Linked DNA regions of Homo sapiens: region 1 is linked to region 2. A link is an interaction called in ENCODE POLR2A ChIA-PET data of the cell type or tissue named here. Cell type or tissue: PC-9. All regions are shown on one strand.

Evidence for each region. ChIA-PET counts read pairs that join two places held together with the same protein. Peaks named below come from ENCODE experiments on the same cell type or tissue, not always from the same donor. Only the 100,000 strongest peaks of a DNase experiment are listed, where the experiment ranks them.
Region 1: POLR2A ChIA-PET joins it to region 2 with 9 read pairs; 1 of 35 experiments calls an interaction of 5 or more read pairs at or near these places.

Annotation. Positions count from the first base shown.
Region 1 is chr2:201,220,509-201,224,508 of GRCh38, reverse strand. It overlaps CASP10 (caspase 10), which reads right to left. Exons shown (of 10, transcript NM_032977.4): 10 at 2,844-4,000. Among named protein-coding and RNA genes, the nearest start is that of CASP8, 38 kb to the left of the region's middle. RefSeq lists an enhancer at 988-1,257. In PC-9, no CTCF peak of the experiment used is centred here; no DNase peak of the experiment used is centred here; H3K27ac peaks cover 427 bases.
Region 2 is chr2:201,599,353-201,603,352 of GRCh38, reverse strand. CATSPERT (catsper channel auxiliary subunit tau) reads left to right here. Exons shown (of 16, transcript NM_001168221.2): 3 at 78-129; 4 at 1,469-1,614. Among named protein-coding and RNA genes, the nearest start is that of CATSPERT, 18 kb to the left of the region's middle. In PC-9, no CTCF peak of the experiment used is centred here; a DNase peak (open chromatin) is centred at 2,242.

The DNA of each region.
Region 1 (4,000 bases), 380 kb after region 2:
ATATCTTTATAAAAATATTACCTACTCAAAATTACTTAAAAAGTAAAAATTAGTACAATTTAAAATTTTTAATTTAAAAATCTTTTCATAAAAATTCAGATTTGCAAAAGTTATGTTAGGAAATAAACAGTTGTTTGCATTGCCAAATAAGTAAATCTTTAAACACAGAATTTCCTCTAGTGCTTTTTAAAAGGGATTTCATTTTTTTTCTAATGTATTAAGAGTTCCATTTTTTTTTGGCCAGGCACGGTGGCTCACGCTTGTAATCCCAGCACTTTGGAAGGCCAAGGCGGGCGGATCACGAGGTCAGGAGATTGAGACCATCCTGGCTAACATGGTGAAACCCTGTCTCTACTAAAAATATAAAAAATTAGCTGGGCGTGGTAGCGGGCGCCCATAGTCCCAGCTACTCGGGAGGCTGAGGCAGGAGAATGGCATGAACCTGGGAGGCAGAGCTTGCAGTGAGCCAAGATCGAGCCACTGCACTCCAGCCTGGGCAACATAGCAAGACTCCGTCTCAAAAAAAAAAAAAAAGAAAAGAGTTCCATTTTTAAAAAACACCTGCCTGTAGCCCCAGCTGCCACTCAGGAGGTTCAGGTGGGAGGATCAGTTGAGCACAGGAGGCAGAGGCTGCAGTTAGCCAAGATGATATCACTGTACTCCAGCCTGGGTGACACAGTGAGACTCTGTCTCAAACAAAACAAAACTAAACTAAATTTAAAAATTTGGTTCCTATTCAAAATTCAAAGATACAAATGTGTTGTTACATTCTTATCACATCCTTAAGAGCAAACTGCAGACTTCCAACAAAACTGAAACCCTAACAGAAAAAAGTTAAAAGATTTGTCACATACAACGCAAATCTCACCAGAGGACAGTTACAGTTGTTTGGTATGGCTCCGGAGTTTAGAATGAAAATGAGTGGTTTTAAATAGTTTCTAAGAAGGCAGAAACAGAGAACAGAGAAGAGAACACTTAAAGCTGTCCAAAAGTGAAACCAGGTGGCTTGGAGGGACAGGGCAGCAAATCCAGAGATACAAAGAATTGCAAATCCTCCAGAAATGGCTTCGAGGCTTCAGTAAGTCACTTAGCACTTTGAGGGCTGGACTGCAGGGTCATTGGGGTCCTTTCAAGCTCCCAAATCCATCCCCCACTTGTGGTGAGTTCCCTCTGCTAGAAGGGTTCAGCAGAGGTGAGGGACGGTGGAGGAGGAGTCTGTTACAGAATGAGAGGTTGGAGTGAAGCAAGCTTCAAACAGATTAACCACTGGCACCTGAAGACCTCCAGCTACAGACGCCCATCCACACTACATTAAAAGGTCCAAGATAAAGTTCATCCCTTTCTGTAGGCAGGCCCCAGAACATGAGCTGTCATTGTGTGGCAGTACTCAAATATGAAGCAGTCGCCCCAAAGAGCCAGGACACACCTCTGTGAAGTTTTAAAGATTATCACCAAAAAGAATTAAAGCACTTAAAAATGAAGGTGGAGAGCTCAGAGTCTCTGAGAACAAATTTACAAACACCTAAGGGCCCAAGAATTCCAGGTTGAGAACAAATTGACCAGATCACTCAGAAAGCATCAGATCTGGAAGGTTCTGTGAATCATGTATGGCACAAAAATTACCTGTATGAGGTAAACTTCTAGTTTAGTTTACCTCCGTGGAGATTTGATCATTATTGATTAAGGGTTGCTATTTGGCAACCTTAACCATTGTGTTATACCAGTCACTGGGTCGGTACCACAGCGTACCAGATGCTTATATGTTTTACACCGCCTGGGCATAGGTGGAATAGAATGCCTTGCTAAGGGTAAGCCCCATGATATCCAACCTGCCCAACACCATTGTGAATCCCTGAAGCAGAGGCCAGTAGGTGCTATGACTCTAATAAAAATAAACACCAGTAGTTAAATAACTGTCACATTTGTAATAACAATTTATCAAATGTCTTCATGTCTTTAATTTTGTTTGGCAGTATCCAAACTTTTATGAAAGAAAGAATGAATGAGGCCAGACACAATGGTTCATTCCATTGGGAGGCCAAAGTGGGCAGATCACTTGAGGTCAGGAGTTCGAGACCAGCCTGGCCAAAATGGCAAAACCCTGTTTCTACTAGAAATATGAAAATTAGCCAGGCATGGTGGTGCACACCTGTAATCCCAGCTACTCAGGAGGCGGAGGCAGGAGAATCGCTTGAACCCAGGAGACGAAGGTTGCAGTAAGCCAAGATCACACCACTACACTCTAGCCTGGGTGAGAGAGCGAGACTTTGTCAAAAAAAAAAAAAAAAGAATGAATAAAAGAGAGGAAGGGGAAAGAGAGAAACATTTAATTACAGCTCTTGTAGGTGAGTACAACTAGGCAAAATATACATGAACCTCACTCAATCTACCTATTCCCCTCATAAACATCTTGGCATACAATGACTATCACCACTGTCAAATAGCTGTGATCAAATCACCTGTTATTCCTGAACTCAAAATTCACGCAGACATGCACACACAAATACAGACAAGCATAATGTTTCACGAAATCTTGGAGGGCACACTCTACCAACTGTGTACCCCTCCTACGGAGGAGGAATGAGCCAAGGATGACTATGTTCTGATGTCTGGGTAGATCCACGACTCACAGCTGTAAACGTCCAGGGACCTCCGAAGTGCTTGCTGAAGGCCCCTAAAAACAACGTTTCCTGATTCTAGAATTTAACCTTGCACAAGCACTAAGTTCTAGCAAAACAGAAATATGAAATACACCAGAGGCCCAAAACTTAAACATCAAACCCCAAATGCTCCTGATGAAGGAGGTTTCACTCGCGTCCTTGTGAAGAGACAACCAAACAGGCTTTGTGTGAGCAATAAAGCTTTTTAATCACCTGGGTGCAGGTGGGCTGAGTCCGAAAAGAAAGTCAGTGAAGGGAGATAGGGGTGGGGCCGTTTTATAGGATTTGGGTAAGTAGTGGAAAATTACAGTCAAAGGGGGTTGTTCTCTGGCTGGCAGGGATGGGGGTCACAAGGTGCTCACTGGGGGAGCTTTTGAGCCAGGATGAGCCAGGAGAAGGAATTTCACAAGGTAATGTCATCAGTTAAGGCAGGAACAGGCCATTTTCACTTCTTTTGTGATTCTTCAGTTACTTCAGGCCATCTGGATATATATGTGCAGGTCACAAGGGATATGATGGCTTAGCTTGGGCTCAGAGGCCTGACAGGAGGTTTTATCAACAGCATTTTGTCCAACTGAACTCAGAGTCAAGAGCTGGCCTTCTGCTGCGGTAGACATCACGAACCAGTGAGGGAAGAATTAGATCTTACTCAGAGTATGTCAGGGGTAATGCTAGTGCTGAGTTGCCGCTAATAAAGTCAGCTGGAATTACGCACAAAGGAACTTAAGTCCTGCTATTTCTGTTGCAGTTACAACCGGAAGACCCTACCACCTAAAGGCATTTATATGCACCTCAGCACAGTTAGATTTAAATAGATGCACACATAGGACACATTCTTTTTCGTCTTCCCAACAGCTAATGTTTTCTCTACTTTACAGACAAGGCTGAAAAAAGCTAGCTTGATTTAGTTAGTGTCTCTGAGCAAAGGAATCAGGACAAAATGGAAATGCAGGGCTTTGATCTCCAGATCCTTTGCTCTTTCCTCAGTATCTCACCATCCTTCACTTGCCTTCACATGTCAGTTCTGCCAACTGGACAAGGACTGTGACCACTAGCTTTTGGCCCTGACTGTTATGAACACGGTTTTGGGAGATCATCCTGACACATGTGTAAGAATTAAAGAAAGAGGAAAGAAACATGAAAGGTGGCTTGACAGCCAAGGACAGGTTTATTTTAGAGAAAACAAATTTGAAAGGGGCTTCTGGCCGAGTTAGGTCAGAGCCCACTCACTTACAGACTAAGAGTTTTTAAGGATTTAGGGTGGGAGAGTTTATCAGAGGCTTGGATTGCTTCTATGTCTCTTTGCTGTGCTTATCTGGGAGGGAGAGTTGTGTGTCCGT
Region 2 (4,000 bases):
GAGCTCAGTGTAAAGTGAAAGAACAGTTAACTTTTTAAATGCATTCACTGTCTGTGTTTTTGTTTTGATTGTTGTAGGTTGGCTGCCTGGGCATTCATATAAAGAACTGCAGACATTTTATGCCTAAGAGTATCCTTTCTTTTGATTTAAGAATCATAGTAATTATATCTCACTGTTTCAGTTATCCATTGCTGCATTACAAACCATTCCAAAACTTAGTGGCTTAACACATTGACCATTTTATCATCAATCACTACTGTTCATTCACTATTTGCTTCTTCTGCTTCATGATATAAAAGCTTGGGCTGTTGTCTGACAGTTCAAAAGGGCTAGAATATCTGAAGTGGCCCATTTACATGTCTAGTTGCTTTAGTGGGGATGCATGGAAGGCTAGACTTAGCAGGGATGCTGAAATGGTTGGATCTCTCTCTCTTTCCCTAAGTCCTATCATGTTTTATCCCCCTTTATTAATTTTAATTTAAAAATATATCACAGTAATATATTATTTATCTTGATTACTAGTTGTTGGTGTCCCCTTAAATTTTGTGCTCTAGTTGAGTGCCTTTTTGGCTTACTAGTCCCAACCCTAGTCACATTCCATTACATTTTATTGGTTAATGTAATCATAGAGCCAGCCCAGATTTAGTGGCAGGGGAAATAAAGTGGACTTTTTGATGTGAGAGTAACAAAAGCTTTTCAGCCATCTGTAATCACCTCAATCACCATATAAATGAAAGGAAAAATATATATCTTCTTGTATGATAATGCTAATTTATTTGTAAGTAATGTGTGCTTCCTTTAAACATTTTTAAAAGGATTTAATTTATATTGGTGCTTTTAAACAAGCTGAGTGCTTATTTTTAGATTTATCACAGCATAAAACCAGCCTCATTATGGAGATTTGATGTTTCTTTTTTATATAAAGAGAATTTTGGAAAATAATTCTGTATAATGAGATTTTTGAAGATAGTTAAATCTTGAAACAAAATTGTTTTACTCTGTAGCATTCTATGAAAGATACAATACAGACCAATATAGTATAAATGAACTATATTCTTAAGTGAATTAGAGTAGAACACTTTTTGTCTCAAAATTAAAAATAGGTTAATCTGATATATTTTTAAATATTTTGAATTTCTACATAATTTTCCTTAGGAAAAATTTCAACTATATATTGCATATACTTAGTCACCTTGAAATTAATACATAGCAAAACTTGCAAAGGAATTTTGTTGGAAATGTGAGGTTAAAAATATAAGGGATGTAAGGAAGAATCAACCTTCTTTTACTTATATTGTGTCCACCAGTGATGGGCAAAAATACTATTTTAGAATACTTTTTTTCTATTGTTTAATGCTACATGATTGATTCTTAGGTTTTGGTCTGAATCGTTTAATGTATTAATTTTATAATGTATTATTGTTCAATTACAACAAAATTTATTTCCTGAATATCATTCTATTTTCAGTCAGTTTACAACATTATGCTAATTTATTCATTCGCATCTCTATAAACAAAGCTGTGAAATGTACAAAAATGTGTAGCTTGCTATCCAAAAACGATGAGAAGAACACTGTAATTAAGTTCGATGAAGTGAAGTATTTTTCTGTACAGGTAATGTTAATATCTCTTCTAGATATTAGAATGGCTCCTTATAGTTCCAAATATTCTACCCTAATTCTGTCTTTTTATAAAAATGAGTAGAAAAGAAACAAAAGCAGTAAGTGCCTTTTTATTTGGTATCTTACAGTATTCTATTTCTATACCATGGGCTATAGTGGTGTTTTAAAAAAAGAAACAATTTTACTGCGAAATGCATAATCTTAGTAGATTTCTTTCCTGAGATGTTACTGTCTGTGGTTTCCAGTATTCATTCTGCATGTATTTATCTCTATCTTGCTCTTCTCTTCCCATCTACTGTCTTCCACCTTAGAGTTTTTCCCATCTCCTTTCCCATTCCTTTTCTTCTATCCTGTATTCCCCTTTGTCTCTAATTATTTTTTTAAGGATTAACTTAGTCAGTCTTTATTACAACCCACACACACACACACACACACACACACACACACACACACACACTATCATCCTTATTTTACGGATGAAGAAACTGAGGCACTCTGTGGTTAAGGACCTTTCTTAAGGTCATAGAGCTGGTAAGTGGTAAGTGGTTGAGCTGGGAATGTGGGCAGTCTGGTTTCAGACCACACTTCATTAAACTGCCTCACACACCGGCACTTACTATGTTTCTGTTTACAGTTAGGCTTATTAGAATCTTAAATGTATCTTAAAACTTTTTAAAAAATGGCTGGGCGCAGTGACTCACACCTGCAATCCCAGCACTTTGGGAGGCTGAAGTGGGCAGATTACTTGATGTCAGCAGTTTGAGACCAGCCTGACCAACATGGTGAAACACTCTCTACTAAAAATACAAAAATTAGCCAGGCATGGTGGTGCACACCAGTAATCCCAGCTACTCGGGAGGCTGAGGCAGGAGAATCCCTTGAACCCAGGAGGTGGAGGTTGCAGTGAGTTGAGATCATGCCATCGCACTCCAGCCTGGGCAACAAAGCTGGACTCTGTCTCAAAAAAAAAAAAAAGAATGACATTATTCCATACAGCTGCAGGATTCATCGATTTGTCCAATTATTTATTACATTAGTTGAATTTTAGGGAAATCCTAAAGCCTTTTCTCCTCTATGCTCCATATTATTTTTCAGACTTTATCTGTTTAAGTGTTGAGTAGTGAAGACAGTTTTTTATTTTTTTTATTATACTTTAAGTTCTAGGGTACATGTGCACAACATGTAGGTTTGTTACATAGGTATATATGTGCCATGTTGGCTTGCTGCACCTGTCAAGTCATCATTTACATTAGGTATTTCTCCTAATGCTATCCCTTCCCCAGCCCTCCAGCCCCCTACAGGCCCTGGTGTGTGATGTTCCCCACCCTGTGTCCATGTGTTCTCATTGTTCAATTCCCACCTATGAGTGAGAATATGCGGTGTTTGTTTTTCTGTCCTTGTGATAGTTTGCTAAGAATGATGGTTTCCAGCTTCATCCATGTCCCTGCAAAGGACATGAACTCATCCTTTTTTATGGCTGCATAGTATTCCATGGTGTATATGTGCCACATTTTCTTAATCCAGTCTGTCATTGATGGACATTTGGGTTGGTTCCAAGTCTTTGCTATTGTGAAAAGTGCCACAATAAACATACGTGTGTATGTGTCTTTATAGTAGCATGATTTATAATCCTTTGGGTATATGCCCAGTAATGGGATCGCTGGGTTAAATGGTATTTCTAGTTCTAGATCCTTGAGGAATCGCCACACTGTGAAGACAGTTTTTTAAGCATAGGTTTTTGTTGTTGTTGTTGTTTGTTTGTTTGTTTTAAGCAATGAAAAAACAAGGAATAGTTTTGCTGGAGGCAACACATACTGTTTGTTTTACTCTGCAAATAGTTTTTCCTAAGCTTCATTGGCAAATTCTCAAGAATTTGGGGGATATATGTCCATTTAAATAAAATTTGAAACATTAATACTTGAAAATAATGTAAAGTATATAGTAAGGTGTTTATCTTCATTAGCATAATCAAAATCTGTTTCCTGTATTTATTTAAATAGGTACTGTTAGTTTGAGCACATTAAAAGGACAGTTTTAATGGAACTCTAATAGAAAGTTTGAGAATGACTTAATAATTACACAGAAAATTGGACAAGCAAACAAAGAAACATAAAAAAGCAAGACACATGTTAACTACAGGGAAATTAAAAATGATACAGGAAAGGAAATATAATTATTGTAATATATTGTTAAACTCTGACAGTTACACATATAAACTAATATAAACACTAACAATCTAACAAAAATGTATGTTATAGAATATATTGGAGGAATGGCGAGAAGTATGAAAACTGTCAGGGGAGAATTGAGAGATAATATTTTTCTTCCACAATATGCAGTTAGTAGTTAGTATTTCAAACTAAAAAAAAATCAATGAA